Regions from separate parts of the Mus musculus genome. Here all the other regions are linked to region 1. Evidence: chromatin loops called from intact Hi-C (ENCODE). Cell type or tissue: left cerebral cortex. All regions are shown on one strand.

Evidence for each region. A loop is a pair of places that touch in the nucleus more often than their neighbours do. Peaks named below come from ENCODE experiments on the same cell type or tissue, not always from the same donor. Only the 100,000 strongest peaks of a DNase experiment are listed, where the experiment ranks them.
Region 2: it touches region 1 in a loop (2.6-fold over the local background); 19 of 42 quality-filtered maps call a loop at or near these places.
Region 3: a loop joins it to region 1, with 2.5 times the contacts of the local background. A loop is called at or near these places in 24 of 42 quality-filtered maps.

The regions. Positions count from the first base shown.
Region 1 is chr9:44,601,196-44,609,195 of GRCm38, forward strand. It overlaps Ddx6 (DEAD (Asp-Glu-Ala-Asp) box polypeptide 6), which reads left to right and starts at 3,697. Exons shown (of 14, transcript NM_181324.3): 1 at 3,697-3,757; 2 at 5,928-6,397. The coding sequence starts at 6,198. In left cerebral cortex, a CTCF peak has its summit at 3,211; DNase peaks (open chromatin) are centred at 2,454, 2,859, 3,411, 3,946 and 2 more places; H3K4me3 peaks cover 3,466 bases; H3K27ac peaks cover 2,720 bases.
Region 2 is chr9:44,505,858-44,513,857 of GRCm38, forward strand. It overlaps Bcl9l (B cell CLL/lymphoma 9-like), which reads left to right. Exons shown (of 9, transcript NM_030256.3): 7 at 1-2,013; 8 at 2,296-2,577; 9 at 2,839-6,049. The coding sequence ends at 3,926. It overlaps Cxcr5 (chemokine (C-X-C motif) receptor 5), which reads right to left. Exons shown (of 2, transcript NM_007551.3): 2 at 5,930-8,000. The coding sequence ends at 7,377. Among named protein-coding and RNA genes, the nearest start is that of Bcl9l, 11 kb to the left of the region's middle. In left cerebral cortex, CTCF peaks have their summits at 4,421 (motif pointing left) and 5,451; DNase peaks (open chromatin) are centred at 4,073, 4,426 and 5,492; H3K4me3 peaks cover 741 bases; H3K27ac peaks cover 1,262 bases.
Region 3 is chr9:44,523,157-44,531,156 of GRCm38, forward strand. It overlaps Cxcr5 (chemokine (C-X-C motif) receptor 5), which reads right to left and starts at 3,288. Exons shown (of 2, transcript NM_007551.3): 1 at 3,166-3,288. The coding sequence starts at 3,222. In left cerebral cortex, no CTCF peak of the experiment used is centred here; no DNase peak of the experiment used is centred here.

The DNA.
Region 1 (8,000 bases):
TGTCTCCGGAAGTATGTCTCACCTATTTCCAATCTTCTTTGTCCTATTGAGAAAGGACTTTTCAGTTTGTTTACTCTGGAGGTAGATTTCTGTATCTTTTTCCTGAAAAAGCATAATTTTATAAATGTAAAGATACTATGTGTACTAGAAAACAACTCATTTTTACTTTTACCTTTTCTACGTATATAGTTGTTTTGCACTTATATGTACGCACATGGTGTGTGTGCCTGATCCAGAAGAGGGTCAGATTACTGGAACTTTGTGTTAGAGTCAGTTGTAAGCTGCCATATGGGTGCTAGGAATCGAACTGAGGTCCACTGCAAGACTAGTTTCTAACCTCTGAGCCATCTCTCAAGACTATCTCTCATCTGCATTTTTTTTAAATCACATTTAATTGTGTGTGTGGGCAGAGGGGTGAGGCTGAGGACAATTTGTAGGATTAAGTTCTGGTCCTGAGGCTTAGCTGCAAACATTTTACCCACTGGGAAACCTCCACTTTTTAAAAAAATATCTTGTTTGAGATGTATTTATTTACGTTATGTATGTGTTCTATCAGCATGTGCACCTGCACGCCAGAAGCGGGAATCCCATTAGAGATGCTTGTGAGCGACTCTGTGGGTGTTGGGGATTGAATTTAGGACCTCTGGAAGAACAACCAGTACCCTTAAACACTAAACAATTTCCTCAGTCCCCCCCCCCCCCCTTTAAAAAAATACATGGCCTCATTGTGTACCCCTAGCTGGCCTGGGACTATGTAGGCCAGGCTGGCCTCAAACTCACAAAGATTCACCTGACTATCTCCCAAGTGCTGGGATTAAGGGCACTTGGGCAACAGAAGCCTGGTCCAAAAAAGTATTTTTATGGAGATTAATAATTACAATTCACCTTAAAATAAGAATGGGGGGGGGGAGGTGAAGAATCAGGGCAAGAGATTTAGCTTAGTGCTAATCTATTTGAATTAGGGAGAAAAAAATGTGTCATAAAACTGAACCCACATTAAAAAAAAAAAAAAAGTCTGGCCACATGGAGTCGGAGACATCTTTAATCCCAGCAGCAAGAGGTAGAGGCAGGTGAATCTCTGTGAGTTTGAGGCTAGCCTGGTCTGCAGAGTGAGTTCAGGACAGCCAGGGCAACAGAGAAACTCTGTCTGGAAACATAACAAAACAAAACGCAGAAAGGAAGGAAGGAGAAAGAAACAAGTAGAAAGGGAAAGAGTGACAGAGGGAGGGAGAAACGTGAGTTGGAGAGATGGCCAAGCAGTTAAGAACTGCGGGGGAGGGGGGGGGGCTGGAGAGATGGCTCATCGGTTAAGAGCACTGACTGCTCTTCCAGAGGTCCTGAGTTCAATTCCCAGCAACCACATGGTGGCTCACAACCATCTGTAATGGGATCTGATGCCCTCTTCTTGTGTGTCTGAAGACAGCTACAGTGTACTCATATATATAATAAATCTTTATAAAAGATTATTATATATATAATAAATCTTTAAAAAAAATAAATAACTGAGGCCGGGTGGTGGTGGCACACACCTTTAATTCCAGCACTTGGGAGGCAGAGGCAGGATTTCTGAGTTCGAGGCCAGCCTGGTCTACAAAGTGAGTTCCAGGACAGCCAGGGCTATACAGAGAAACCCTGTCTCGAAAAACCAAAAAACCAAAACCAAAACCAAACCAAAACAAAAAAACCCCCACAGGCTGCACTTGCGAACAGCATGGTTCATTTCCAGCACCTACATGGTAGCTCACAATCATGTTACTCCAGCTCCAAGGGATCAGAGGACCCCTTCCGGCCTCCTCAGTTCCCAGGCACACATGGTAAACAGATATACAGGTCCCCATACACATCAAATAAAATAAACTTTAAGAGAAATAAAAACAATTTTTAGGTCAGGGGTTGGTGGCGAATGCACTTAGGAGGCAGAGGCAGGTGTCCCTATGAGCTCGAGGACAGCCTGGACTATACAGAGTGAGTTCCAGGACAGCCAGAGCTACACAGAGAAATTGTCTTAAAACCAACCAAGCAAGCAAAAGGGGCAAACAAAGCCTCATAGCTTTTCCTAAGAGATCACTTAGCTTCTCTCCAGAGTGAACACAAGGTATGGGCCTATTCCCTTGCAGGAGTAGCTATTTTAAAATCTGGGTGGGAGATAAAAATGCTTTAAACTCAGAATTGCAAAAAGCATCACCATCATCATAATACATTAAGAGTGCTGGGTGTGGTGGCACAAATGACAACTGGCTATTATTCTACTCTGTGCTTGCTATGGCAAGCATGCACTGGAGTTTGGTAGACTTGGGCTCTCAAGTAAAAAACAAAAAACAAAAAACAGGAGAGCGCAGCGGTTTAAAAGGGGGGGGGGGGCTTCAGACTTATTCTGATTGGATGTTGCTAGCTAAGAAGCAGGAGGGCTGGAAGCAGGGAGTCATTGGTTTAGAGAGCATATTTGGCTTTCTCTGATTGGTCTCAAGTTGGAAGCAGCGGTAAAAATATGGAAGCTGCAAGTCAGTGACTAAGTACTGACTGTCCAGGATTCCCTAACGTCGGTGTTTAGTAAGGAATCGCACTGTCCCAAAGGGTTTAACCACTGTCAGTATTTCCAGCCCTCCAGCAGCGTAAGACGCGAGTTTTTAACTTTCTCCGGCCCAGCTCGATTTTTACTTAACAAACAAAAAAGTTTGTTTTGCTTGGAACAAGACGACTTTCTAGGTTAAGGATAAGACATCAGGATCCGAGAATCATAGAAACAAACGCACAAATATCTGCAGTAAGGGTCAGGCAGGAGAATCTACGGGTCTCCCATTTGCACAGCGAGCCCTCACTGGTAGAGGCGATCCGCCCTTCTTTCTAGAAGAGTGCCACTGCGGGCAGGAGCAAAGGGTCACCTCGCCTGCACTCCGGGTTTGATAGCCCACGACCGAGGGCGCGCTCCCGGCTCACTGCTTCCCCCGGTGCCCCTTCCCGCTCCCTCTCAGACAGCATCGGCCCCAAAGGCCCCACTTTTCTGCACGCCCTGGCCTCGCAGCGTCCTCCCGGCCATCCCAGCTCAGCTTCCGGACCCGCGCAGGCTGCCCTCCGAGTGTGTCCGAGGTCAGCAGTCAGCAGACGTCCCCTCCGGCCCGGGACCCGTCAGCCCAGCTCCGAAGGGACGAACGAAGGCAAGGGCGACAGTCCTCGGCCACCGCCATTCATTTCCCCAGCGGTCTCGTCAGCTCTGCAGGCAAGCCCTCTCGCCCGTCCGTCCATCCGTCCGTCCCTCCGTCCCGAAAGCAACCCCGTGTTTCCCTGAGCTCGGCCCCGTCAAAGGCCGGTCTCTCCCGACCCTCGCCCGCCGCGCCCAGGAAGCCGTGACGCCGCGGCGGCTGCAGCTGCAGCGGCCGAGCTCTCGCCATCTTGTGTGGAGGAGGAGGAGCCGCGGCCGCCGCCATGCGGAGCGGCTGGGAAGGAGGGAGGGAGGCGACGGCGGCGGGCGAGGGAGGGGGCAGAGCAGCAGAGTCAGCTCAGCCCGGCGGCGGCGACATCGGGGGCGCCGGCACAGCGGGCGCCGGCCGAGGTAGTGCGGGGTGGCGGCGGCGGCGGCGGCGGCGAGCTGCGCGGGCAGCGAGCGTCGCGGCGGGGGCGGGGCGGGGCGGCGGGCGTCGCGGCGAGGGGCCGGGTGGGGGCGGGCGGAGGTTTCCGAGGAGGAAGGAGCCGCCGCCATTTTGGGAGCTTCGAGTCAACAATAAAGGACCGAGGGTGCGGAGCGGGAGTGGCCTCGGTGGTAGGACTCGGGCCCGAGCCGCGGGGCGTGGGGTGAGGCGGCGTGGTCGGGGTCGGCAGGATCCTGAGGGTATCAGGGAGCCCCCTTCGGGCAGAAGCCCGAGGCCCAGGCCTGGCCCGGGAGGACGGGCGGGTGGCCGCTGAGAAGAGCGGGGGCGGCGGAGAGGAGTGGAACCGAGGAATGTGGCGTGTGCGGGGTATGGAGGAGGAGCGGCGGGGAGCTCTGGACGAGCGGTGCGGTAGACGGGAGCGGGGACGGAACACCGGCCGGGACACCCGAGTGAGGTTGGGAGTGCGAGGCAGGGCAGCCCTGCGGGGGGTGGCAGGGCTGTGCTGGCCGGGGACTCGGCTGGGAGAGGAGCCGCGGCTGCTCGCTTGCAAGTAGGCCTTGCAGGTTGGTGGGGACAGAGGGTTTGGGGGAGACTCGGCGGCGTAAGAGGGGAGGAGAGGCGGTCCAGTTTCGGGGTTCTCTTCCGGGCCTTCTGAGGGGGGGGAGTCCCTATTGTTTCCCACTCGCAGAGCTGGTTCCGGCTCTTGTGGCGCAGATAGGATTGCAGGGCAGAAACCCTTTTGCTTTTTGATCCGAGGGAGCTGGGTTTGAAGCGAGGGAAGTTGGGGGAGGGGGCGAGGAATTATTGCCTTACGGTTACCGGACTCCGATTCTTGGCTTAGGGTTTTCCCTTCGCCATAGCCCCCCTTTACCTTCGTAAGAACCCCAATCACTCCTACTTCCTGTTGAGGCGTATAGAAATCGCCCTGTATTTGCAAACAAAAGCCCTTGTTGGAGCTTATGGGACTGTTTTAGGTGTGAAAACTGTCAATTGCTAACCACGGTCTGGGCCCTGCTGTAATTAACTCTGCCAGGGGCTCCTCCCAACTAAGTCTTATGTTCCTTCGTGGTTTTGTTTTAGGAATATAACTTGCAAATCTAAATTGGGAAGGGGTAGGACGAAAAATTTCCCACTGAGCCATAAAGCTGCAGTGCAGGTATCCGTTTCTGGAGGGAGCAGTTATCGAAGTCTCTGGGTTTAAGGCGCTAGGAGGTTTTACTGTGCTTGATTGACAGTACTGATGGTGTCGGTTAGGATTCAGAGGTTGCCCCCTTCATCCTCTTAGTGCTGTACAAACAGTAAGCCTTCCTGTTTGACGGACCTGATACTGTTGATCGTATGCTGTCAATACAGAAAATACCTATTGAGATAACAAATAAACAATTTAATGTGATAGAAGCATTTGTGAGCAAGTTGATGTATTTAACTTGAGATATCTTTTGACTTCTAAATTATGGATTTGGGATACTTGGTTTGAGGCAAAGATAACCAGTACTAATTAAGCTAGTGTTTCGGGTGCCAGTGAAATGTAAGGGGGTTACAAAATAAAACTGAAGGAGTTGGACTTATACTTACAAGTCCTTAGTAATATTTTATTTACCAAATTTTGAGAATTCCATTTGGGGAACAATTTAAAGTAGAGGAGGTTGACCAACTCTTTCTTAAAATAACTGTTAATTAGACGCTGTATTCTAGGTGATTTGGGAGAATTTTATTAAACCTGTAAGTTTAACTCTCTGGTATTTCTTTCCCCCTTAACTACAGGACTCCCCGCCCCCACCTTTGAACTTTATTTTGAAAAGTGTTGTATTAAAAGGCAGCACTAACAGCTTTCAACTTTTTTTTTGAAAAGTCTTCTCGTTTTAAGGTTTTTGGTTTCTGTCAGAAATAGAAAAAAAGTTAATAACTTGTCTTGGTCAAATCTAGATGTACATTAAGTAAATTGAGTGATATTTCAAGTCTTAATGCAATTAAACGTAATGACTTTTAAAGGTGGCAGGACTTCGAATTCATCAGGGGCGATTGGAGAACAGATTGTTATTTGAGAGTGAATTTGAATTTTATCAATAGTATCTTTCTGCCTCACTTTCTCTAAGTTTCTTTGATCTTGGAATTTTAAATGTTTGAGGTTAGATTTTTTTTTTTTTTTTTTTTTTTTTTTGTAGATTGGGTTTTTTAAGGCAGTTCTTCGATGTGTCTTTCTTATCTCAAGTAGTGATTTGGCCTGAGTGTGGCTGTTAGTGGTTCTCTAGAAGGTGAGCATTCTAAAGGAGCTCTTTAAAAGGGAACAATTTTCCCCCAACTTTGTTGTCTGCTAATTTAATTTTTTCTTTGTTTCAGATTGAAGTGAGTGAATTCAGATATAATTCAAGCTTGTTAGAGGGCTTTAAAAAAAAAAGTTGATTCGGTGCATGAAAGCAAGTTAACTACTGCTGCTCACCGTTGAGAGACTTACAGGTGCTTGCCTGAACTGCAATAAAGGACTCATATTATTGAGCAGGACTTATTTATCTCTTCATTTTGGAGAGCCTCATAAACTGTTATTACAGTTTCTCTACTGACTTTGAAAAGTTTGAAGTTTGGAAGAGACACCTGTGCAGCTAACAAAGCATGAGCACGGCCAGAACAGAGAACCCTGTTATCATGGGTCTGTCCAGTCAGAACGGCCAGCTGAGGGGCCCTGTGAAGGCCAGTGCTGGCCCTGGAGGAGGGGGCACACAGCCACAGCCACAGCTGAACCAGTTGAAGAACACCAGCACAATCAATAATGGCACTCCACAGCAAGCCCAGAGCATGGCCGCCACTATTAAGTAAGTGGAAGAAGACCTTGGGGACCCGCAGTTTCTGGTTATTTCTGTTGTTGACTACTTTATGCCTTACATTAACTGTTTTGATTGCAGTTGGAGGATAGATCATTTTGTCATGGCCCAGTAGGTATTTGTAATCAAGTAGTGTGTGACCTGCCATTGTAATCGACCCAGCAAATAAGGAACATAGACGTCTATAAATTAGTGTGTTAAGAAATAAATGTGCTGGTGTTAGTTCAGTGTAGAAGGTAATACCAGGTTCTGCGAATAAAATTATCCCATTCTGTTTGCTTTTGAGCAGGCTTACTTGGTAGCCAAAGCTGACCTGGAACCTGTGGCAATCTTCCTGTTTAAATCTACAAAGTACTAAGGTTACACCTGTGAGCCACCACCTCCGACACGTTTGTTTGTTTGTTTGTTTTTTGCTTCTAGTGTTACCACTGCAACTTACCCTGGTTTTCACAACAGTTAAGGATCACTTGAAATTTTGAAAAAGAAATTTTACTTAAAATTTTTTTAAAGGTTTTATGTGTCTGGACATTTCACCTGTATGTGTGTTTCTTTACTATATGCATGTCTGGTGTTCATAAAGGCCAGAAGAGTTTGTTGAAGCCACTGAGCTTATGTTATAAATGATGGGGAGTCTTTTAGTGGGTGCTGGGAATTGAACCTGGGCCAGCGTTCTTAACCAATAAACCATTTCTCCAGCCTTCCCTGTAAAGGAAAGTGTAAAGATTCAAACGTTAAGACAGGCTCTCCAGGCTGTGGTGGTGCGTGCCCTGGTTTCCAGTCTCAGGGAGGCAGAGGCAGGTGGATCCAGGACAGCCAAGGCTACACAGAGAAACCCTGTCTGAACTTTATTTCCTTCTACCCCAAGACAGACAGAGGCTCTTTTTTTTTTTTTTTCTTTTTTTTTTTTTTTTTTTTTTTTTTTTTTGTTTTTTTGTTTTTTGAGACAGGGTTTCAGGGCTTCTCTGTGTAGTCCTCTGTATACCAGGCTGGCCTTGAACTCACAGAGATTGGACTCCCTGGTGTTGGACTAAAGGTGTGCCTTAGGGGCTCATTTTGTAACCCTGGCTGCTGGCCTGGAACTAGGTGTGTAAAGCAGGCTGGCTTTGAACTTCTTTGTGGCTAAGAATGGTCTCAGACTTTTGAGTACTAGAATATAGGTATATACCACTCACTATACCCACTTAACAAGCCTTCTGAGCTCCAAGGATACTCACTCACACTTCACCCATACCTTGTTTTGTTTATAGAATTGACTTTTCAGCCAGGTGTGGTGACTAGGATTGGAAGATTGCCTGGAGTTATACAGTGTGTATAAGGCCTAGAATGTTTTACATAGTAAGGCATTATGTCAGCCCAGTCCTTCTGCCAAGAAAATGTTTCTCCTCTGAGGATATATACAAAATCATAGAAATTTAGAATTTTGAATTCTTGGGAATGTGGTTTTTTATTTGAGGAAGTCTTAAATATGTTAGACTTAAAATTCTAGAGCTGTCATCTTATTGTATTTGGGTGTTTTACTTGTTCATTTTGTTTGTTTTTGAGATAAGGTCTTGCTATGAAGAAGTTCAGCTTAGCCTTGAGCTGTGTGACCCAA
Region 2 (8,000 bases), 95 kb before region 1:
CTGGCAGTGCCCCTGGCTCCGCCCTATTGGGGGAGGCCACGCCCACCGGAAATGGGCAGAGGAACCTGGTGGGCTCTGAGGGCCTGTCCAAAGAGCAGCTGGAGCACCGGGAGCGCTCCCTCCAGACACTGCGGGACATCGAGAGGCTGCTGCTCCGCAGTGGGGAGACTGAGCCCTTCCTCAAGGGGCCCCCGGGAGGAGCTGGTGAGGGAGGCCCACCGGCACAAGCGCCCTCTGCTGCTCAACCGCCTCCCTCCGCCCCTCCTGGGGGGCTGAAGAAGTATGAGGAGCCTCTGCAGTCAATGATCTCACAGACACAGAGCCTAGGAGGTCCCCCTCTGGAGCATGAAGTGCCGGGGCACCCTCAGGGTGGAGACATGGGACAGCAAATGAACATGATGATGCAGAGGCTGGGCCAGGACAGTCTGACGCCCGAGCAGGTGGCCTGGCGCAAACTGCAGGAAGAGTACTACGAGGAGAAGCGGCGGAAAGAGGAGCAGATTGGATTGCACGGAGGCCGCCCTCTGCAGGACATGGTGGGAATGGGGGGTATGATGGGGAGGGGGCCCCCACCTCCTTACCACAGCAAACCTGGGGATCAGTGGCCACCTGGAATGGGTGCACAACTCCGAGGGCCTATGGATGTCCAAGATCCCATGCAGCTCCGACCTGGACCTCCCTTCCCTGGCCCCCGTTTCCCAGGCAACCAGATGCAAAGGGTGCCCGGATTTGGAGGTATGCAGAGTATGCCCATGGAAGTACCCATGAATGCCATGCAGAGACCTGTAAGGCCAGGCATGGCCTGGAATGAAGACTTGCCCCCTATTGGGGGACCCAGCAACTTTGCCCAGAATGCCGTGCCCTACCCAGGTGGGCAGGGGGAGGCAGAGCGATTCATGACCCCTCGTGTCCGGGAGGAGCTGCTGAGGCACCAGTTGCTGGAGAAGCGGTCCATGGGCATGCAGCGTCCCCTGGGCATGGCAGGTAGCGGCATGGGACAGAGCATGGAAATGGAACGGATGATACAGGCTCATCGACAGATGGACCCTGCCATGTTCCCGGGACAGATGACTGGAGGAGATGGTCTCGCCGGCACACCCATGGGCATAGAGTTTGGTGGAGGTCGGGGCCTCCTGAGCCCTCCAATGGGACAGTCTGGGCTGCGGGAGGTAGACCCGCCTATGGGGCCAGGCAACCTCAACATGAACATGAATGTGAACATGAACATGAACATGAACCTGAATGTGCAGATGACGCCCCAGCAGCAGATGCTGATGTCACAGAAGATGCGGGGCCCTGGAGACATGATGGGTCCTCAGGGCCTCAGTCCCGAAGAGATGGCTCGGGTTCGGGCCCAGAACAGTAGTGGCATGATGGGGGGTCCGCAGAAGATGCTCATGCCTTCACAGTTTCCCAACCAGGGCCAGCAGGGATTCTCTGGGGGCCAGGGACCTTACCAAGCCATGCCCCAGGACATGGGCAACACTCCAGACATGTTCAGCCCTGATCAGAGTTCAGTGCCCATGGGCACTGTGGGCACTGCCCGGCTCAGCCATATGCCTCTGCCCCCTGCCTCCAATCCTCCTGGGTCTGTGCACTTGGCCTCCAACAGGGGGCTAGGCAGGCGGCCTTCAGATCTCACCATCAGTATTAATCAGATGGGCTCACCGGGCATGGGACATCTGAAGTCACCCACCCTTAGCCAGGTGCACTCCCCCCTGGTCACCTCACCCTCTGCCAACCTCAAGTCACCCCAGACTCCCTCCCAGATGGTACCCTTGCCTTCTGCCAACCCACCGGGACCTCTCAAGTCACCCCAGGTCCTCAGCTCTTCCCTCGGTGTGCGTTCACCCACTGGCTCACCCAGCAGGCTCAAGTCTCCCTCCATGGCGGTGCCTTCTCCAGGCTGGGTCGCCTCTCCCAAGACAGCCATGCCTAGTCCTGGGGTCTCCCAGAACAAGCAGCCACCTCTCAGCATAAACTCTTCCTCCACCCTGGGCAACGTGGAACAGGGTGAGTGATCTAGGTGGGCTTGGGTGGGAGCCTTGGTGGCGGGTAGGTTCCTGCAGGGGCATGCTCTGCCGGAGCCTCTTAAACATCTTGAAGGGTGCCACTTGGAGCTAGGACTTTCCCCACTGGGGAAACTGCTTGGAGAAGCATGGGCCGTAGGGACCACAGGGAACCTGTGGTCAGTGGGATATGGGTGTGTCTGACGTGAGGTGGAGATTTGGGGGACGTTAACCTCGCTAGTGACACCCCCCCTCCCGCTCTCTTTCTGTCTCTCCGCTTCTGTAGGTGCTCTTCCACCTAGCGCACCCCGGAACAGCTCCTCCGCTCCTCCCGCCAACCCTTCCAGTGGCCTCATGAACCCCAGCCTACCGTTCACATCCTCCCCAGACCCCACCCCTTCCCAGAACCCTCTGTCACTGATGATGTCTCAGATGTCCAAGTACGCCATGCCCAGCTCGACCCCGCTATACCACAACGCCATCAAGACCATCGCCACCTCAGATGACGAGCTGCTGCCTGACCGGCCCCTGCTACCCCCACCCCCACCACCGCAGGGCTCTGGGCCAGGTGCGAGGAGGCAGAGCTCTCTCTGGGAGTGGCAACAGTGGGTTTGCTTAGGAATTGCCCCCGTGGACATGCTGGCTTCTGCATGCTTCTATAGTCTCTGCTCATGGGGGTGGTGTGAGCTCTGAGGCCCCGTTTGAATGACTACCATCGCTTCATGAAACCTAGCCCAGAGCTCTTTAGTGGGCTGGGAAGGACTGGGAGACCCCTCCCCAAACTGGGTGGGCATGGCCTCTAATGTCCCGTTCGTCCTTCCTCCCACAGGTATCAGCAATAACCAGCCCAACCAGATGCACATGAACCCTGCTGCTGCCCAGAGCCCCATGGGCATGAACTTGCCAGGCCAGCAGCCCCTGTCCCATGAGCCTCCCCCTACTATGTTGCCCTCCCCCACCCCTCTGGGGTCCAACATTCCACTGCATCCCAATGCACAGGGGACTGGGGGCTCTTCTCAAAACTCAATGATGATGGCCCCAGGAGGCCCAGACTCCCTAAATGCCCCTTGTGGCCCTGTGCCCAGCTCCTCCCAGATGATGTCCTTCCCTCCTCGGCTGCAGCAACCTCACGGTGCCATGGCCCCCACCGGGGCCGGGGGCCCAGGCCTGCAGCAGCACTACCCTTCAGGCATGGCCCTGCCCCCCGAGGACCTGCCCACCCAGCCACCGGGTCCCATACCCCCCCAGCAGCACCTAATGGGCAAAGGCATGACTGGCCGCATGGGCGACGCATACCCACCCGGGGTGCTCCCTGGGGTGGCATCGGTACTGAATGACCCAGAGCTGAGTGAGGTGATCCGGCCCACCCCTACCGGCATTCCTGAGTTCGACTTATCCAGGATCATCCCCTCTGAGAAACCAAGCAGCACCCTCCAGTACTTCCCCAAGAGCGAGAACCAGCCCCCCAAGGCCCAGCCCCCCAATCTGCATCTCATGAACCTGCAGAACATGATGGCAGAGCAGACCCCGTCTCGACCCCCCAACCTCCCGGGCCAACAGGGGGTCCAGCGGGGGCTCAGCATGTCCATGTGCCACCCTGGACAGATGTCCTTGCTGGGCAGGACAGGTGTGCCCCCACAACAGGGCATGGTGCCCCATGGCCTGCACCAGGGGGTCATGTCCCCTCCACAAGGCCTCATGACCCAGCAGAATTTTATGCTGATGAAGCAGAGGGGTGTGGGGGGCGAGGTCTACACCCAGCCTCCCCACATGCTCTCCCCACAGGGCTCCCTCATGGGCCCCCCACCCCAGCAGAACCTCATGGTGTCCCACCCTCTGCGTCAGCGCAGTGTGTCTCTGGACAGCCAGATGGGCTACCTGCCAACGCCGGGCAGCATGGCCAATCTACCCTTCTAGCAGGCCCCTCGGTCTGGGGCTGGGGAAACTGAAAATATGTTAACTTTAAAAAGTTTTGTTTTTCCTCCAGTGTTGGGATGGATGGCCTGGGTCCAGGGGTAGGGTGGCGGGTGGGAACGGGCTTGTGTGGGGAGTGGTGTTTGTGGAAACCTGCTGTGCTGGCAGCTGAGGGGGAAGCGGCAAGTGTCGGGTGAGGAGTTGGAATCGGGCTCTGCTCCATTTCTGTCACTAGGACTGCGCCTCCTCTGCCCCCCCCCCCTTTCCCGTGGAGCTTCTGTCTCCCTTTGTCTTTGCACTTCCCCGCTTTCAGCTATGTTTTGGGGGTCCTTGGGGAGAGAGGAGGGTCTTCCATCCTCTGACCCGTCGTGGACTGTCACCTTGCCGGCGGCGCTTCAGGTCCGTTTCTCGCCTTCCCGTCTCTCTGCTTTTACCCTGTTTTCCTTCTGCCTCATTTCCTTTCCCTACTGACGTGGCTGACCTCCTCTCCCACGCCCCCTGCAGGCAGCTGGCCAGGTGGGCAGGTGCCAGCGGAGCTGTAAATAGAGCTGGGCTTTTGTGCCGGTTTGTGCGTGTGCCGTATTTCTGTGTCTTGATAGAAGTCACACACAAGAAAAAAAAAAGATTGAGAAAAAAAAAAAAACCTTCCCCCCTCTTTCAAATGATCACACCCTTCATTCCTCTGGACCCAGAGACATACAGTCCTATGCACCCTCCATAAGCCCCACCTATAAAATGAGATCAGACCATCTAGGCTTCCATTTGGTGAGCCCCTGAGGACTGAGAATCTACCCCCGTCCCTCTACGACGGCCGCCTGTCTGCTGCTGAGTGATTTCCAGAGAGCAGGTGCGCACATGTACATGTGTTTACCCACACCAGTGACATAGGGCCCCCAGCCTGGGTGCCTCTGCTGCTACATCTTAGCCAGAACTTGAAGCCCTTTATCCCCATTCTAGGATAAAAGGCGAGAAGGAAGGGGCAGCGTGTGGCCCCATAGAATGGAGCTATGGAGGGGTTAGGATGCTGGGACCCTGGCTGCAGTAGCCGTGGGCCAGGTAACCCTTCAGGGCATGGACTCTTCTAGAAACCACCACTTGCTTCTCACCAAAGAAGGAAGGTACAGAGTTGGCCCTCCACCTCTAGTGCAGAGCGAGGGAAGGCAGTGTGAGCGAGAACATCCTGTTGCCTCCTCTGCCTGCCTACTCTCTGCAAGGTCCTTCTGTCCAGGGCTCAGGGCCATGCACCAGATCTGTCTATGCCCACCAGACACAGCCACTGCCTCTCCTCTGACTTCCCAGGAGAGCCCCTCACCCGCCCCTGGTCAGACTCAAGCCATACAGGAATGGGTGTTTTGTCCCCTTTGGCCCCAGGAGTAAACTACTTCTGTTTTTCTCACGTCCTTTCCTGCCTTGTAAGGTGGCGGGCAGCTCCCTGGCTAAGGCCTTTCCTGTCCTGCCTCCAGGGCCAAGGGCCATTCTAGACAGGGTGTCTTTTACCAGGGCCCTGTCCCCAGCCTTTCTGACCTGCAGGGCCTGGTTTTGCCTTGGCAGCTGTAATACAAAGGGAATTTGTGCCCACTTCTCCCAGTCTGGTGCTGTCCACCATCAGCCAGGCCAGGCACCAAGCCCCCTCCAGAGCTGGCTGCAGGCCCCTGGCTTCCCCTGCTCCTCCCAGGGACCATAGCCAAGGTCTCTTGTGTTGAGAGGTGGGTGGAAACCTGTCCTTCCTGCCAGACACTGCCCTCCCTGCTTCCATCTGGGCCTTGTGCCCCCACCCACATCCCTACCCTGCCCAGACTGTCTAGCCTGCCCTGCTCCAAGGAGAGGGCTCCGGCCACAAAGGGCCCAATGCCCTCTTCTTGTGCCCTCGTCTCCCACCTCTACCACTAGCTTCCCAAGGTGATCTCCACAGGCCAGCCTTCTCCCTCCATCCATGGCCATACCCCAGCCATTTTGTACCATTATATAAATATATATATAAAATATAAATATATAAATACAATATGTGAAGACATCTTCCTGTTTTTATTTTGAAACACTTTTTAGGCTTGTTCCGGGGGTCTCTGCCTGTATTGACCTGTTTTATAGGTGCCTTTTTATTAAAAAGAGAAAATTCAAAAATGCCATCTCTTGCATTTTTATTTCTGTGCCCGGTTTGCCTCTTCCCAGCTGGTTGTTGGATGCTGGGAGCAGAAAAGGGGGTCCCCAGGTGTCTTCACGGTTCTGCAATGAGGATACAGTCTCTGAAGCTATAGCATTGGTTTCCCCAGTGGGATCCCCCAGGGAGCTTGTACGGTTGGCTTGAGTGGTACTAGGCAACTCTGCTTCCTACCCCCACGCCCCCAGATCGGTGGCTGGGAGGAAGCCGAGCTCAGAATTGCCTGCTAACTTCCCCTATGTATGCATGGAGCAGCTTCCTCTGGTTCCATGTGAGTGGTACCCTCCCAGGGGCAGGGTACTGCCTTCCTGGGGTTTGAGGACTTGCCTGCCCAGGTTGGCTTCTTATATTGCCTCTGCCTAATGAAGACAGGAACCTCTGTCGTCATTCTCTTAGCTAGGTGTCCCCTCTCTTGAGGCTAGGACCACTTTGCTATCTTGCTTTCCCCAGGCAAGTTGGCTTCCTTCCCCATTGGTGCGTAGAATCCACGAGGGCCCTGGATCTCATTTCCCCACCAGTCTGTAAGCTTTGGTACAATGGGTGGAGAAGACAGCTGGGTTTGATTTTTACTTGTTCTTCCTTAGAGCCTGGAAAAGGTGTCTTTCCACTTTTCCACTGGGCCTCTTTCCTGCTGGCTTGCCCTTTACTCTTCTTAGGATACTGGCTAGCTTCCAGAACCTTCTGGAACTTGCCCTCAGTCTGTAATCCAAGATCCAGTAACATGGGGCTGACCCAATGCTGGTTAGGTTGGAACCAGACAGCTACCTAAAGTAGATCGGTTTCAGCTTTCTGCTTGGTTAAGAGAAAGGCACGGTTGAAGGTCTGGCATGAAGTCTGTATTTATGAGACAGGCACATTAAGGCCATAGTCTGCCGCCGCCAGCTGGCTATTCCTCTGTGGTATAGGAGTGGTGGGTAGCTGTGGCAGCCAGTAGTCTTTAAGATGATGGAATACATTCTGGGAGGAGAGTCTGGGCTCATAATCAGGAGGAAGATGAGACTGTGGGCCACAGCAGAGGTGGTTGTCCCTATGGCCAGGAAGAAATAAAGCTGAGCTTAGCTTTAGCTGGTTAGGATGGGAGGTGTATGGAGTTCTCTTCATCTAAGGTGATACAGGTGGCCTGGATATAGCTTGCTTTGCCTTTGGGCTGCTTTCCCCTTTGGGAAAGTTTGAGAGAGTTTATCTAGCTTTCCCATCTGGGGACACTGGCCCAAGCTCGAGTTGGATGGGTTCCGCCACCACTTTATCCTCCCAAGGAAAACAGAAACAGACAGGGGCCCCGAGACTTCCGGGATCTAGAAGGTGGTGAGGGAAGTAGCATTCTCTGACTCAGAGAGACTACTCTTGCGCCAGTTGGGGAAAAGTTGGCAAAGGGAGGCCGGGCCAGCACAGCCCAGCTTGGTCAGAAGCCGAGAGAGGTCACTGCGGAACTTTACGCCAGCGAAGGTGTAGAGCATGGGATTGAGACAGCAGTGTGCCAGGCCCAGGAATTCACACAAGGTGATGGCCACAGAGAGATAGCCACTCAGCTCGCAGCTGCTATTCACAGCCTTCAGCCTCTCCAGTGTATCTAGGAAGATGACAATGTGGTAGGGCGACCAGCAGAGGAAGAAAATGCTTGTCACTAAAATGGCCACCCTGACCGCCTTCTGCCGCTGAGGGCGCCGCTGGGCCTGCAGTAGCCTGTGGACCACGCCCACGTAACACCATCCCATCACAAGCATCGGTAGTAGGAAGCCCCCGATGTGGTAGAGGAAACGGGAGGTGAACCAGGCTCTAGTTTCCGCTTCGTTTTCCTGGGAGAAGGTGCACTGTGGTAAGGAGTCGTTGTTATGAGGTTGGCCAACCTTGGCAAAGAGGAGTTCCGGTAAGGCGAACAGGAAGCCGGCCAGCCAAATGGCCGTGCAGGTGATGTGGAT
Region 3 (8,000 bases), 78 kb before region 1:
CCAGAAGAGGGTGTCAGATCTCATTACGGATGGTTGTGAGCCACCATGTGGTTAACTGGATTCGAACTCAGGACCTTAGGAAGAGCTGTCAGTTCTCTTAACCACTGAGTCATCTCTCCAACCTGGATCTCTAAGTTTTAGGCCAGCCTGATCGACATGGTCTACAGAGTAAGTTCCAAGATTGGCAAGGCTACACAGAGAAACCCTGTCTCAAAAAGGCAAAGGGGAAAAAAATCCTGTCTCAAAATCAGTTGTCATTAAAAATAATAAAAAGAGTAGTTGGTGAGACACTTAATGGGGCACCTGCCATCAAGCCTAAAAAGCTGAGTTAAGTCCCTAGAACACGCATGCTGGAAAGAAAGAACTGAATCCTACAAGTTATCCTCTGTTGACTATAAATAAACAAATGTAAAAAGAAAATTAAAATTAAGACAAGGGATGGTTGACTTATCAAGACTGTTGTTTCAGAACTCAGAGTTGGGAGTGTTGAACCTACTGATCTGGAGAAGTGGGCCAGTAATCAGCTGGGTCAAAGACAGGGAGTGAGGAGCAGAAAATAAAGTCAATGCGAGAAGCTCAGCAGACGCCTAAGAAAAATGTCAAGCTAAGACCTCAGAGATTTATAATGCCAGTACCCAAAAGACTCAGGCAAGACGACTATGAGTTTGAAGCAGATTTAGCTACATAGAGACTCTTGTTTCAGATAAACAAGCCAACAAACACGCCCGCCCACCCAAATTTTTTCAAAACAGCAACAGAAAGCATTGAGCCAAGCCTGCAGTCCTTCCAAGTGTCTGTCACAGGGCAGGAAGTGCTCCTTGGGAGAGCTGGGGATGCAGGAGGCCTTGTCATACTGTCTTGTCCAGTATGACAGACAGACAGAGCAAAACAGAAACCCATTGTTTTATGGAGAAGCCACTAATGCTAAACTTTTCTGCCAGTTCTGTCTTTCCAGGACATGCATGCTATGACAGAATAGGGCAGTATGCCAAGGCCGGTCATGGCCTTTTAGAAGGTGAGTGGGGCCAAAGAGGAGGATCTGTGTTTCAGAGTGACAACCACCCTTGAAGAGAGTGGGTGGTGGGTGAAGGAAGAACGTGTCTGATTGAAGGACTCCAGGGACAGGGTTGTCTTAGAACCCCTGGACTCCTAGCTAGATGTCTGGGCACATAGCTCAGGGCCTTGGGTTTGATATGTGTCATGAAAGAAGTTTCTTTGCTTCTCTCCTTGGAATGTAGGTTTGCTTCATGTCATGAGCACGTCCTGCTGTCCCTCTGGCCCCCACTACCACCTGTCTCTAGTAGGTCACACTGTGATGTGAGGCGTGCAGTTAGGGGAAACTCTTGAGGTTTCTCAGAAGCCAGGAACGGCCAGGTCTCCAGGTGGTTACAAAGGCATCCAAGTGGGTCAGGGCTGATGGTCAGCTTGAGGGCAGAAGATACCACCTAACCATATCAGGGGCAGCTGGCAGTGGGGATGAGGGCAAGCAAGCGTGGGAGCACACTCCCCTGTAGAACAGTTAGGTTTTCAAAGGACTCAGGCAAGAGGACTATGAGTTTGAAGCAGATTTAGGCTACACAGAGACTCTGTTTCAAACAAACAAGCCAACAAACAACCCCACCCCCCAAATTTTTTCAAGACAACAGAAAGCATTGAGCCAAGCCTGAGGTCCTTTTATTTGCAGAATCCCCATGAGTGCCCAAGTGATGCCAGCTGAGCAGGTTCAGCAAGCCCAGCGACATAGTGGGAAGAATGATAAAGCAGACCACAGATCCTGGCGAGCTGGGAGAGTCGGGGGGAAACACCTCAAGGTGTGATTAGGGCAGGAGAGCTGATAGGACTCTGGGTTTGGAGTTCATAGAGAATAAGGCCATGATGAAGGTTCTAAGTCTACTGATGCCCATAACCCACAGCCCCACAGCCCTGGGTTTTCCCACTTGAACTGCTCCTAACAATATCCTTTGGTAGTCCAATAGCAGCCAAGTCAAGTGAACTCCTATGCTTAACTGGAAGACACTCAGGCAGGGGGCGGAGAGGGTGCCAGGCACTGCTTCCTTTCTTTGCTTGTTTCTTTCTTAAGCTCCCACCTAAGAAGCTCTTCCAAGATACTGTATCTCTAGAGATGACAGTCCCTCCCAGGGCAAAGCGACATGCTCCAAGGTGTTTTTAGGAGCAATACAGCTGCATGACTTTGACCCCTGGGGTCCTCTTCCTTGCCACGTCTGGCCTCATGCTTTCTTCATCTATACAAAATCACTGTCTAAAGCCTTCCAGCCAGGGATTAGCTCCACCTTGTCTGGACCATCAGTGACTTGAGGGCAAAGATTATGTTCTCAGTCTCTCCACCCAACACAGATGGATGTTGTATTGTGCCTTAATGATCAAGTCATTCAGCAAGATGAACAATTATATATACCTTCTTTTGGAGACAAGGTCTCAATGTGTTCTAGGCTCCCGCCCCTGAGTCTTTTGCTTCCACCTTTCTCATGCCGGGATTATAGGTGTGTACCACCACACTCTGTGCAAGCTGAGGATGAGCCTAGCAGCATGCACACTCGGCAAGCACTCTACCAACTGAGTACTCTGCCCACCCCTCCTCTCCCAGCCAACAACTCCACACTGCCTGATTGACTAGCACTGCCAGCAAACTGACATGAAGAAAACTTCCAGCCAGGTGGTGGTGGTGGCAGCGGCGGCAGCAGCAGCGGCAGCGCACACGTTTAATCTCAGTACTTGGCAGGTAGTAGGTGAGTTTGAACCTGGTCTACAGAGTTCCAGGACAGCCAATGCTTGCTTCACAGAGAAGCTCAGTCTCAAAAAAAAAAAAAAAAAAAAGCAGCAAACAAAAATACCCCTTCCAAATGACTTTGCCATTCTAACTCAGGGAGACAAGATAAACTTCTCTGTTAAAGAAGCAAGAGGCAGAGCTGGGTCCTCAGTCACACAGCAGGAGATGCCAAACCTGATCCTGTGTCTCCCACCTCCCTTTGGCATCTATTAAGGGCAACAGATATGGGAGACAATAAGAGTCTAAAAGTGGATGTATTTGCCTATGTTCTATAATCCTTGCGGCGGGATTCCCAAGCTATCCCCTCTTCCTTGACATAGTATATTTAAAGTTCCAAGCAGGACCAGAGCAGCAGGGAGCCACATGACTTGACTCACCAGGTCATCCATATTGTATGTGATGGAGCCCATGTCCAGGGTTAGTGGGTAGTTCATAGCTGCAGCTCTGCGTCACCAGGCTGGTCACTGTCTGATGTCGAGAAGGTTTGTGCTGGTGCCTATGGAGAGGTGGCAGGCGTCAGCTGCAAACTTAAACAAATGAGCCATGTGCGGTCTCCTGGGGCCAGTGAGGGCTTGCTGCTTGCCTCTCGACTCATCTCTTTTTTTTTTTTTTTCCACTGAGTCTTTTCTGGTGTGTGTGTGTGTGTGTGTGTGTTTTCCCCCTTCTTTTCTTTTCTTTTCTTTTTTTTTAAGAAAAAGGGAAACTCCCCCCACAGAGTCAGTACTACGCAAGCATTTCAGTGCCTTTCCTGGCACTCATGGTCTGAACTGGGCCAGGCGTCTGGTGTGAAGGCTGCCCCTCCCTTCTGCTCACTGGATCTCTATGAGGGATGCATATAGACTTGGGGAACTCCTCATAGAAGGGGCTAAGAAAAGAGTACTCCCAGCCTCCTCTACACACTCACTTTCCTTATCACTAGGGTGACCAACCATCCCAGTTTGCCCAGAACCAAAGAAAGTCCCCTGTCCTGGGAAACCCCTCAGTCCCAGGCGAGCCAGGGCACTTGATCAACCTGTGACTGCCATCCTTTTGCCCGGCCAGGGAGGGGGAACCCTGCCCCTCCCTCTTTTCAGCTCAAGTTTGAAAGAGTTAAGTTCTTTCAAAGGGAAGAACCCTAAGAATACTAGAAGAAAAAATGTAAAATGAAATTACCAGACAAGAGTGCAGTATAAATATGGCCATCGAGCTGTCTCTGACTCAGAGAAAAAGGTCAAAAAGGCGTTCCACCACAAGTAAACTTGTAGACACCTAGCTTGAAAGGACATGGATGGTTACCTAGGCCACCCCCACAGCTCCAATTTTACACAGGAGGACCCCGAAGCCCAGAGATGGAGACTGACCTACCCAGGATCCTGTAACGCATCAATGGTGGCAACCTTGCACCCAAGTGTCCTGACTCCACATTTGTCATCCCCTGCTTCCATCATAGCTGCTCTGCAGGCTCTCTCTGCCCCTGCTCTCTACCCCTGCTCTGTCCCATCCTGAGAGCCACTTCGTTCATGAAGACCTGTGGTGGACATTGAACCATTTCCCCTCCAGGTCTTGTCCTGGTGGGTTTTCTTCCACGGGAGGATATTTCCTGACTTAGGCCATGATAGTGTAAGATTGTACCCACTACACTATGTAGGTACTACATACGGGGCACTATTTGTGTGTGTGTGTGAGAGAGAGAGAGAGAGAGAGAGAGAGAGAGAGAGAGAAAGAGAGAGAGAGAGGGAGAGAGAGAGAGAGAGTCAGTCAGAGACAGACAGAGACAGACAACGATATAGACACACAGAGAGAGCCTATGGAGGTCAGAGGACAACTTGTGGGAGTTGTTTCTCTCCTACAATGTGGGAATGTGGGACTCAGGTAGTCATGTTTGATGGCAAATGTCTTTCCTTGTTGAGCCATCTTGCTGGCCCCAAAACTGTTCTTAAGGAGGAAGAAAGCCAGGGCACAGGGTTGGAGCCCCTCTCCAGCTCTTCTGGTCCTGTGCTGCTCAGGGATACACTGCCTCGGCGCTTCCTGAGTCTGGAGCTGACGAAGCACTGTTCATCCTTCCAACCCTACACCATGCGGTCACGCCCCTCCTGCCCAGCAACACACACAAGTCCACTTTTGCTGCTCTGAGCACACTGTCCAGAAAAGACCAAAGCATGAGAAACTCCAAGGAATGGAAAGGGACTTTGAAAGACAAGCCGGTCACGCCTCACTCTGCCCACCCCTCCTCTCCAGAGGATGCAAGAAAGGAGACCAAAGCATCCTCACTCAAGGGAGAAAGCTGCCTCATGAAATCATGGTTCCTCAGCTGTTGAGGGTGAATGTCTGTCACCCCAGCACTTGGGAGGATGATGCAGGAAGATTCTGAGTTTGAGGCTAAAGAGGTCTATGTGATAAGACCCATCCATAAAATAAAGTGCGAAGGGGGAGGGTAGATCATGTTTCAGAGTAGGATGGTTTACTGTTTAGAATTAGAAACTTGAGCCTTCATGCTGAGTCAAAATGTATCTTCTATGACACCCCCAGCTGGGCCTCAGACATGACCGTGTGTGTAGGTAGCATGTCTCCCAAGTGACCTCTGGGTACAGATATCACGTGCCTGTGAGTCTTATGTGTCCCAACCCACATCCTAATGTCTTCAACTATTTTTCGAATAGCTGGTTTCTGGGTGCCTTATCAGCCTGTGCTTTGACCTTAGGTGATTTCCTGTCAGTGGTCCAGAAAGCCTGTGACAAGGACAAACCACGGGAAGGCGAGTTTCCTTGTTCGGGACTCTGAACATATTTAGTTGCAATTAGCGTGACCTTTTCTGTAGTGCCTTCTACCCTTGGCAGCGTGCTTAATGGACTTCACGTTGTTGGTCCTAACCCACCATTGGATTTTATGAAGGGAAACTTGTCATCTGTGGATGTGATGACAACATGAAAAAGCCATCCCTAGGTCTAACCAAGTCCACTCTTGGAAGGATAAAATCAAAACCAGCATCTTACTTCATATAGCTAGACACTTCAAAGGTTGGGGAAGACTGTGTGGAAGTAGGACCTAAGCTGGACATTAGGGAGGTGTGTGAGTGTGTGTGTGTGTGTGTGTGTGTGTGTGTGAGAGAGAGAGAGAGAGAGAGAGACAGAGAGACAGAGAGACAGAGATACACAGAGACACACAGAGACACAGAGAGAGAGAGAAACAGAGAGACAGAGAGAGATGGAGGACTGCATGAGAAAGTGTGTAGAAAGAATTGTGCCGTGTGTGGTGCACTGTGGACACAGCATTGGGTGTGGTGATGCTGATGGCAATGTGAGGAGATGGGTGGAGCCTGGAATTGATCTGGGGCTGTCTCCTTGAGGATTCTCAATCATTGTACCTTCAGTGATTCTCAGGCTGCATTGTAGACTCAGAGGGAATGTCAGGAAGACTCAGGACCCTCCCCTCCCCTCCCCTCCCCTCCCCTCCCCTCCCCTCCCCTCCCCTCCCCTCCCCTCCCCTCCCCTCCCCTCCCCTCCCCTTTCCTGCCTCAGGAAACAAATGGTTGGAGACAGCCAAATCCCATAAGTTGTCCTCTGACGTCCACATAAGTGTTGCTCGCGCGTGTGCATGCACACACACACACACACACACTTACACTGAATGTAATTGTGATGACTAATCTTGGTTGTCAACTTGACAGAACTTGGAAGAAGGAACCTTAGTTGAACTGTTTCCATTAGATGGACCTGTAAGCAAGTCTGTGGAACATGTTTTTTCTTTTCTTTTCTTTTCTTTTCTTTTCTTTTCTTTTCTTTTCTTTTCTTTTCTTTTCTTTTCTCCTTTCCTTTCCTTTCCTTTCCTTTCCTTTCCTTTCCTTTCCTTTCCTTTCCTTTCCTTTCCTTTCCTTTCCTTCCTTTGTTCTCTCTCTCTCAGATTTATTTTTATTATTTTATGTGTATGAGTACTTTGCCTAAATGTTAGTCTGTGCACCACACATGTGCCTGATTCCTAAGGAGGTGGTGAGCCTTCATGTGGGTGTTGGGAAGCAAATTTGGGTCGTTTGCAAGAACAAGTGCTTTTAATCGCTGAGCCAACTTTCCAATCCCAAGGGGGCATTTTCTTTTCCTTCCTTCCTTCCTTCCTTCCTTCCTTTCTTTCTTTCTTTCTTTCTTTCTTTCTTTCTTTCTTTCTTTCTTTCTTTCTTTCTTTCTCTTTCTCTCTCTCTCTTTCCCCCTTTCTCCCTTTCTTTCTTTCTTTCTTTCTTTCTCCCTTTCTTTCTTTCTTTCTTTCTTTCTTTCTTTCTCTCTCTCTCTCTTTCTTTCTCCCTTTCTTTCTTCTTTCTTTCTCTTTCTTTCTTTCTTTCTTTCTCTTTCTTTCTTTCTTTCTTTCTTTCTCCCTTTCTTTCTTTCTTTCTTTCTTTCTTTCTTTCTCTCTTTCTCTTTCTTTCTTTCTCCCTTTCTTTCTCTCTCTCTCTTTCTTTCTTTCTCCCTTTCTCCCTTCCTTCCTTCCTTTCTTTCTTCCTTCCTTTCTTTCTCTCTCTCTTTCTTTCTTTCTCCCTTTCTTTCTTTCTTTCTTTCTTTCTCCCTTTCTCCCTTTCTCCCTTTCTTTCTTTCTTTCTTTCTTTCTTTCTTTCTTTCTTTCTTTCTCTCTCTCTCTCTCTCTCTCTCTCTCTCTCTCTTTCTTTCTTTCTTTCTTTCTTTTTCTGGAGACTGAGTTTCTCTTTATAGCCCTGGCTATCCTGGATCTCACTCTATAGATGAGAGACCAGGCTGGCCTCAAACTCAGAGATTCACCTTCTTCTGCCTCCTGAGTGCTGGGATTAAAGGTGTCTGTTACCACTGCCTGGTCCAAGGGACATTTTCTTGATTGCTGATGATGTGGGAGAGCCCAGCCCACTGTGTGCTGAGCCAGCGATGGCCACATGGTCCTGGGAGGTGTATAAAAGGCAGCTAGACCTGAGCCTGGAAGCAAGTCAGCAAACAGCGCTCTTTCCTGGTCTTTATTTCAGTTCCTTCCTCAAGGTTCTGGCTTCTCTGGATGACGGGTTATGATGTGTAAGTCAAATAAACCCTTTCCTCCCATCTTATCACAGCACCAGAGAAACAAACTAATACAATAATAAAAATAAATAAGATATATAGGTCAATAAATAAAGAGATGGGGCTTAAAGCAGTGTGGAGGAACATCTATCTGTTATATATATATACATATATATATATATATATACATATGTATATATGTGTATGTATATATATATATATATATA